Regions from separate parts of the Homo sapiens genome. Here region 2 is linked to region 1. Evidence: chromatin loops called from intact Hi-C (ENCODE). Cell type or tissue: Caco-2. All regions are shown on one strand.

The links. Peaks named below come from ENCODE experiments on the same cell type or tissue, not always from the same donor. Only the 100,000 strongest peaks of a DNase experiment are listed, where the experiment ranks them.
Region 2: it touches region 1 in a loop (5-fold over the local background); 1 of 110 quality-filtered maps calls a loop at or near these places.

Annotation. Positions count from the first base shown.
Region 1 is chr6:157,687,223-157,691,222 of GRCh38, forward strand. No RefSeq gene overlaps it. Among named protein-coding and RNA genes, the nearest start is that of SNX9, 130 kb to the right of the region's middle. RefSeq lists an enhancer at 1,669-2,170. In Caco-2, no CTCF peak of the experiment used is centred here; DNase peaks (open chromatin) are centred at 1,958 and 2,179.
Region 2 is chr6:157,945,463-157,949,462 of GRCh38, forward strand. No RefSeq gene overlaps it. Among named protein-coding and RNA genes, the nearest start is that of SYNJ2, 34 kb to the right of the region's middle. RefSeq lists a silencer at 1,882-1,931. In Caco-2, a CTCF peak has its summit at 1,916 (motif pointing left); no DNase peak of the experiment used is centred here.

The sequences.
Region 1 (4,000 bases):
CGACAGAGGGAGACTCCGTCTCAAAAAAAAAAAAAAAAAAAAAAAAAAAGCTACAAAAAATGGCTGGGCATGGTGGTGTGTGCCTGTAGTCCCAGCTACTTGGGAGGCTGAGGCAGGAGAATCACTTGAACCCAGGAGGCAGAGGTTGCAGTGAGCCGAGATCACGCCACTGCACTCCAGCCTAGGTGATAGAGGGAGACTCTGTCTCAAAAAAGAAAGAAAGAGAGAGAGGGAGGAAGGAAGGAAGGAAGGAAGGAAGGGAGGGAGGGAGGGAGGGAGGGAAAGAAAGAAGGAAATAAAGACATTGTTGCTGAAAAATTTCAAGAGGTGTTGCAGGCTTCAGCAATGTAAGATGTTAACTAAGAGCAAGAAGCAGAGGTGCTTGGGTTTGGGTAAAACCCTGAGCTTGGAGTGGGGGAGGGAGGCGGTCCTGCAGCCTGCTAGGTGTGGGAGCCACACATCCATTCTCTCAACACCACTTCTTGAAAACCGCTCTTGTCTTCTCATTGTTTGAAGACATGGCGGATTGCTTGGTTGTGAACTAAGAGCTAAGCCACACTCAGTGGAGGAAGCCTCGGAACCCTGTGGTTGTGCACACCCAGGAGACCTGTGTGGACACCTGTGTGGCTCCCCTTGCATAAGGAATTGTTTCCAACTCAGGTTCTTCAGGATCTGAAAACTACTGTCGTGAAGGTCACGTGCCAACAACAAGAAACCAGGGACATCCTGTAGGATATGAATGGGCAGTGAGGCGGGACCGCAGGGGGCATTTCAGAACTCCCCACATGACAAGGAAGTAGCTTCTGTGGGCCCCGATCTCCATCACTCTCGGCTTCTCCCACCTCCCCTGTGCCCAAGCCTGTTGGCAGCAGAGCGGAGGCGATGCCTCCAACGTCCTTCAAAGCAGCAGGTCTCAAATGTTGGGGCATGAGAATCACCCGGAGGACTGGAGAGAACACAGGTTGCTGGGCCCACCCACAGAGTTTCTGATTCATAGGTTTGGGATGAGGCCTGAGAATGTGCATTTCTAATACGGCTCCAGGTGAAATCGATGGCACAGGTTTGGGAACATACTTTGAGAACCACCGCTATAAAGAGTGGCAGGTTGGTCTGTTTCCGTGGACAGGGAAAGAGACGGCAGGTAGTCAGAGTGATGGAGTCCCTGGGAAGAGGAGGAAGACAAGGGGGATGGATGCCAAGGCCACTTACATCCATCACCACGTCAGGGCTTTGCACCGAGGTTGTGTAACTGTTGGCCTAGCCAGACCTCACCATGGGGAAACCAAGCAGGAGGAAGACTCCACTTCTCTGTCTTTCTCAGTGGGTACTGAGTAACACAGTGGGCCACGTGTTGGCCAGGTGCTGAGAATCCACAGGTGAACCTGACCCTGTCCCAGACTCCTGACTCCTCAAGGAGCTAAACAGCCTTCAAATTAAAAAGCCTCAAATCAGCAGATAACCCAACAGCGACCAGTTGATACTCAGGCAGCAGTCAGCCCGTCGGCGAGTGCTGGAAACGCAGGATTTACACTGATGACGTACACAGTGTGTGCCACTTGGGCCTGGGAGGATTGACAGCACGGTCACAGACGGTCATCCTTACAGGATTCGCACCAGGTACCCCCTCGATTCTTTGCTGTGCCACCACCCTCCACTCACTGAGTCGGGGCCCCTCTTGGGGATACTGGCACAGCCCAGAAGATAGAAGCTGATTCTTACCTGGAGCTGCCAGCAGGCTTTTGTTAAGCCAGAACAGAGACAGTAACAGGAAGAGAAAAGCCCCTTTGAGTCTGCGTATAAATAAAGACCTGGAAGGGTACCAGCAGCCAGTTTCCTTCCACCACCCAGAGAACAGCTGAGAATTCTGTCCGGACTGAGGGAAGGAGATTTCCCAATGGCAGATGGCAACCAGAGAGGAAAGCCTGCCCCCTCCAGGGGTTTTGGAGGAATCCGAGAGCAGAGGGATGGGACTGTGCCTCTTGGGTCGAGTCTAAGGACACAGCTCGTCTCCCAGCTGGCATGAGAGCAGCTAGTGGAAATCAAGGCAGGCCAGGTAACGGCCGAGAAACAGAGGGAGCCCCGTCACCAGCTCCCAGCCGCTCTGTCCAAAGCCCCAGACAGGCAGAGAAGAGCAGCTGGAAGTGTCCTGTGCCCTGAGCCGCGCCCAGAGGTGCACTCGTGTACAAAGCAGGGAAAAGGTCCTCCCCACCGCTCCTTCCTTCTCCCTGAGCCACGCCCAGAGGTGCACTCGTGTACAAATCAGGGAAAAGGTCCTCCCCACTGCTCCTTCCTTCTCCCTGAGCCACGCCCAGAGGCGCCCTTGGGTACAAATCAGGGAAAGGGTCCTCACCACTGCTCCTTCCTTCTCTTGGGGAAATGTCCTAATAGGCTGATTTTTGTAAGAGGACAGCACGTTGCTACTATAGGCACAAAATCTTCTGAGCCAACACACAGATCCGTGATGTCTACTGTGTGAGCAGCACCTGGGGGCCGTGGGGGGTCCCTTCTCCACAGAGGCCACCGAGCTGAAGGTGATCAAGGACCAAGGCGTCTTCTCAGATGAAGGGAAGCACACACAGCCCAGGATGAGAGGGAAGCTCTAACTCAATAAACGAAATGGCTTAGACAAGGTTACCTAGAAATGCCTGCACCGATGCTTCCCACACAGCGTGGAGCATGGGGACTCAGAGCTGGAAATCAAGTAGTTATCAAAAGCAAGCTTTTTCTCACCACGTGTGTGACTGTCACATTCATAATTGTCATAAAGAGGCACTTGGTCCCTGGCCACGTGGAGTGTCTACCTCAGTAGTCTGTGGGGCCATCCCAGGGCAAAAGTGGCTGCTGCCCACATCTCCAGCCTCTGCGCCTCACATGCACCCCCCGCAACACCGACTTGCTCCTGGGGCCTGGAACCCCCTTCCCAGTGCCACGTGCTCACACCCTCTGCCCAAGTTACTGTCTCTCCTGAGCACTGTCCAGCCCCTTGCTTTGCTTTTTGACTCTTCATGGCAGTTTTTGCTTGCTGATATTATATGCAATGTTGAAGTTGTTTATATTCTGTCTTCCCTAATAGAATATGTAACTTCCATTTGAAAACAAGGACTTTGTCTTGAATCAGGGGATCTGTTTCCCAGTGCCTCGAGCACTACCTGGTGCAGAGTAGATGCTCAATGTTTACGGAATGGATGAAGATCTTCATTTAGAGGAAACTCTACCTTGCGGCGAGCCAACTGCTCCCTGCCGCCATTCAGAAGCTGTGTTTGCTGTTCTTGTCCGGCCAGCCTTGGCTCCAACTTGAGAAAGCCCATCAGGGTGTCATTTCCCTACTGAGCTCACCCCAGTTCAAGAAATACCAATATCCTGCGTTTGCGAGAAGGATCTTACTTTTCTCTAGTTTATGGATTTTTTTTTTTAGCACGGTCATCATAATTGCTTGGGCCCAATGCTGTGTAAATGCTCCTAGCTAGTTTGAGCTCCAAAAAAAAAAAAAAAAAAAAAAGCAGCAGCAGCCAGTGGGAGAATGAAAAGAAATGGCTGTCTTCCATCTCCATTTTAAAGCAGGAGGAGCTCGCCATCATCACCGCCACCCAACGAGGGGAAATATTGAGCAGACGATTCACCAGATGCTGAGCAGACTGCAGTTACCATGGAGTCGGAGCGGTGACAGACAGTTGCTGTCTGTCCAGGATTCATGGGTGGTGACAGCACAGTGGGATAGCCCAGCCCTCGGGTCCCCTTCCACCCCCACACCCTTCTCGACTTCTGCCACCTGGTTAAGGCCCTTTCATGACTCATTGTCCACTGGCACTCAAGGAGAGGGGAATAAATAACCTTAAATCAGCCTTTTATTTCTGACAGGGTCTTGCTCTGTCACCCAGGCTGGAGTGCAGTGGTACAATCTCAACTCACTGCAGCCTTGACTTCCCAGGCTCAAGTGATCCTCCCGCCTCAGCCTCCCAAGGAGCTGGGACTACAGGCATACAACACCACACCTGGCTGA
Region 2 (4,000 bases), 260 kb after region 1:
AGACTCGTGGGTCTACTCACATAGAGAAGAGACAGCATGATCTACTTCTGTCATGGGCTTCAGTCCCAGGGAGATGGTCTGTGGGCACCCCCCATCCCCCCGCCCCCGGTGGGCAGCGTTGACAGGCTGTGCATGGCAGCCTCTCCCGGCACCACTGGTCTACATCTTCACTAAATCCATAGATCCCTGCCTAACAACTGGGAATCCAGAATCTCACAGTCTTGTTTATTTATTTATGAGATAATCTCACTCTGTGGCCCAGGCTGGAGTGCAGTGGCATGATGTCAGCTCACTGCAACCTCTGCCTCCTGGTTTAAGGGATTCTCCTGCCTCAGCCTCCCATGGCGCACACCACCATGCGTGGCTAATTTTTTTTGTATCTTTAGTTGAGACGGGGTTTCACCATGTTGGCCAGGCTGGTCTTGAACTCCTGACCTCAGGTGATCTGCCCACCTCAGCTTCCAAAAGTGCTGGGATTACAGACATGAGCCACCACACCCAACCTCACAGTCTATAAAGTAGTCAAAGTAAAAAAGGTGTGATGGCTGAGCAGAACTGAACAGTGATGGGTGAGAATGGCCCTGTTTTTCCTGTGTGTGTGTAACTCAATTTTCCCAACCTGTTCGATTTTAAATCCCTTTCCGCAAGCAAGTAGGAAGAATGAGTTCCCCTTTTGGGAGAATATTTTCCGTGGGTCTCTCGCACTCCACCTGGCTTTTTTGCTGGCTATGTCAAGAACACAGAGCCCTGACTGCTCTTCACCCAGGCCGCCCCTCCACACTGCATCTGTAGCAAGCTACTTGAGGGACAAGGTCATGTTTTGGAAGGAGTATGGGCTTGCCTGCTGCTTGCTGTAAAACAGTGGGTTTTCCAGCTCCAGGTCCTCCTCTAAAAACCCACTGTCTGAGCAGGCACCCTCTGGCCACTCAAGGTTCCACCAGGGGACTGGCAGGGCAAGGAGAACTGGAGTTTGTGTTACTTGCTGTGTCATGGCTTATCAAGTCCTTTGCCCCTGACCCAGGAGACTGTCTCATGTCCCCTGCCAGTATCCATGGAACAGTAACAGACGTTTGCTTGTAAGTAGGGCAACATCAAATCCCTGACCCAGCAGGTGCTTTTGTAAGAAAACATTTTTTAAATGACAGAATAAATGAATAAGGCCACCAAAAAGACATACACTAGCCTAGACTGTTGGAAGATGAGGAATGGTCTTTCACACCCCGTCAGCATACAGTAGAAAAGAACAAGCAAGTTGAGATTTCATCAAAGCAGAAATGAGAATGTTTTGAATGCCATTGGCAATTCAACGGACAAAAAGCAAGGTTGTCTGAAGACCATGAATCCCCATGGGGAGAGGATGGCTTCGTTTCTGACTTGACAATAAGCTCAGAGGTCTTTGGGTGGGATCCATATCTTAGAAAAAATTGCCAAGTCCAGTGAATCATTCTGTAGGATTTGTAGAACTCTGAAGACAGAATGAGAGTGAGGTCATGTGAGCTTGACTCCAGGAACCATGTGAGCTTTGAAAGAACCACTCTGTCGAAGCACTATTCTTCAAAGGTTGGGGAACTTCCCACCTGGCTCGACTCTGAGAGGAGGAGGTACCTAGTGCTGGGTGAGGGAGGCCAAGAGGTGGGCTTAGGGGAAGTCATTAATTCTGGAGAGAAGCCACTGGCTGTACTGAAAACATGCTAGCTTGCCAGCAAGCTGGAAAGGACTGCTCTGCTGGGTACGAGGTGGTGGTGAGCATGGGCGTAGGTGGCTGCCACCACTAAATGTCCAAGGCTGCAGGGAACAGGTAGCTCCATCAGTTGTCCTTAAAACAGTAGTTCTCCACCAGAAGTACTTGTGCTCTCCAGGACTCACTTGGCTGTTTCTGGAGACAGTTACTGAGGGGTGTTACTGTCATCTAGTGGATCCTACAGTGCACAGCACAGCCTCCGTGATAAAGAACTATCTGCCCAAAACATCAGTAATGTCAAGGTTGAGAAGCCCTGCTTTAAAGCAGACAACTGCTATTTGCCTTGTGGTCAATAGGTATTTTCAGGTACATTCAGAAGGAGCTCAAATGCCTGTGGATAAGGATAAAAAGCCATTATCAATAAAATCTAAGAGGCCCAGAAATAGAGTGACAGGGAAATCTCTAAAAATGCAGAACTGGGGCTAGGAGGTAGGCCATGGGCTATTAAGGATTCAGCTTCTCCATTTGTTCTTTGGGGGTGTAATTAGGAGTGATCTTTGTTATAAAGTCGTGTTTTTCTGAATTTTTTTTACAATGAGGTTGTATTATAATCCAAAAAAATTTAAGCTGTTAGATTTGGTTTCCCAAATCACGTGTTGACTAAACGTTCATTAGTACCGGCTACGAACCAGGCACTGATTTGCCTTTCCACATACAAATCTCATTTCCTGCTTATACTATGGGATGTGGGAATCGTCAGAAGGTTGGAGACTTTCCTTCCAGTGAAGAAACACTTGGTAATGTAAAGATATTTGAATTGTCAGGAACCAAGAGTCCTAACTCTGATGCCAATACCTGTCACTTGAACGAGTCAGTGAGCTGCTGTCTACTCATCTCCAGCGTGCAGGGATGAAAACAGATGCATCCAAAAGCCCTTCCCACCTGCGGGACCCTCCCTACATCACTTAGAGAAGAGCAGGGACATGGTTCCAGGCCAGGGGCAGCACCTCTGAAACAGACTCCCAAGGCCTGCCTCCCAAGTGTCCCCCTAGGTGACCCTGACAGAGTCACCTACAAAGGTGGCAGATGCTCTTTTTCCCTTGTTTCAGTATCTTACGGAGGCATGGATTTCTGTTATTCCATGTATTACAATTATTTACACACATAATTTTTAGATCCTCATTTGTCCCAAATTTGGCTATTGGGAATCTCTCTTATGTAAATTGGTTGATTATTGTGGTCTCATGTAATTTTGTATCCTTTATCTGTGCTTTCTTTGTGTTTTTTTCATGCTATGGCAGTCTTCATAATGACCCTACACATAAGTCTATATACCAGTTTCCAAGAGTTGGACATTTAGATGTGAAATTTTTCTTTAGCTTTTATTTCTGACTACATCAGTGAGCACTAATGCACCATCGTCATGGGGTAATTAAGACAAAGATTTTTTTATTTTATTGTAAAATATACATAGCATGAAATGTACCATTTTAGCCATTTTTAAGTGCACAGTTCTGTGGCATTAAGTACTTTTACATTGTTGTGTAACCATCACCATCATCCATCTCCAGACCTTTTTCATCTTCCCAAACTGAAACCCTATACCCATTAAACAGTAATTCCCCACTTCGTCTCCACCCTGGCACCCACCCTTCTACTCTCTGTCTCTGTGACTGTGACTGCTCTAGGGACCTCATAGGTGGAATTAGTTGATATATATTCTCTATGACTGACCTAGTTCACTTAGCATGATGTCTACAAGGTCTATCATAAAGATTTCTCCATGTGTTTTCTCATAAGAATTTTTATAGGTTTGATTCTGAAAAGACAAAGTATTTTTAAAGTATAGTTGTAAAACATAGGGAGACCTACTCAAACTACTCCAAAAAATAGAGGAGGGAATACTTCCAAATTCATTCTACTAGGCCAGTATTACCCTGATATCAAAACCAGACAAAGACACATCAAAAAAAGAAAACTACAAGCCAATATCTCTGATGAATGTTGATGCAAAAATCCTGAACAAAATACTAGCAAACCGAATTCAACAATACATTAAAAAGATCATTCATCATGACCAAATGAGATTTATCTCTGGGATGCAAGGATGGTTCAACATTTGTAATGTATCACAACAAATCAATGTGATACATTATCGAAACAGAATGAAGGATAAAAATCATATCATTTCAATTGATGCTGAAAAGGCATTTGACAAAATTCAACATCCCTTCATGATAAAAAAAAAAAAACCCTTTAAAAAGGGATAAAAGGAACATACCTCAGCATAATAAAAGCCATATGCAACACACCCCCAGA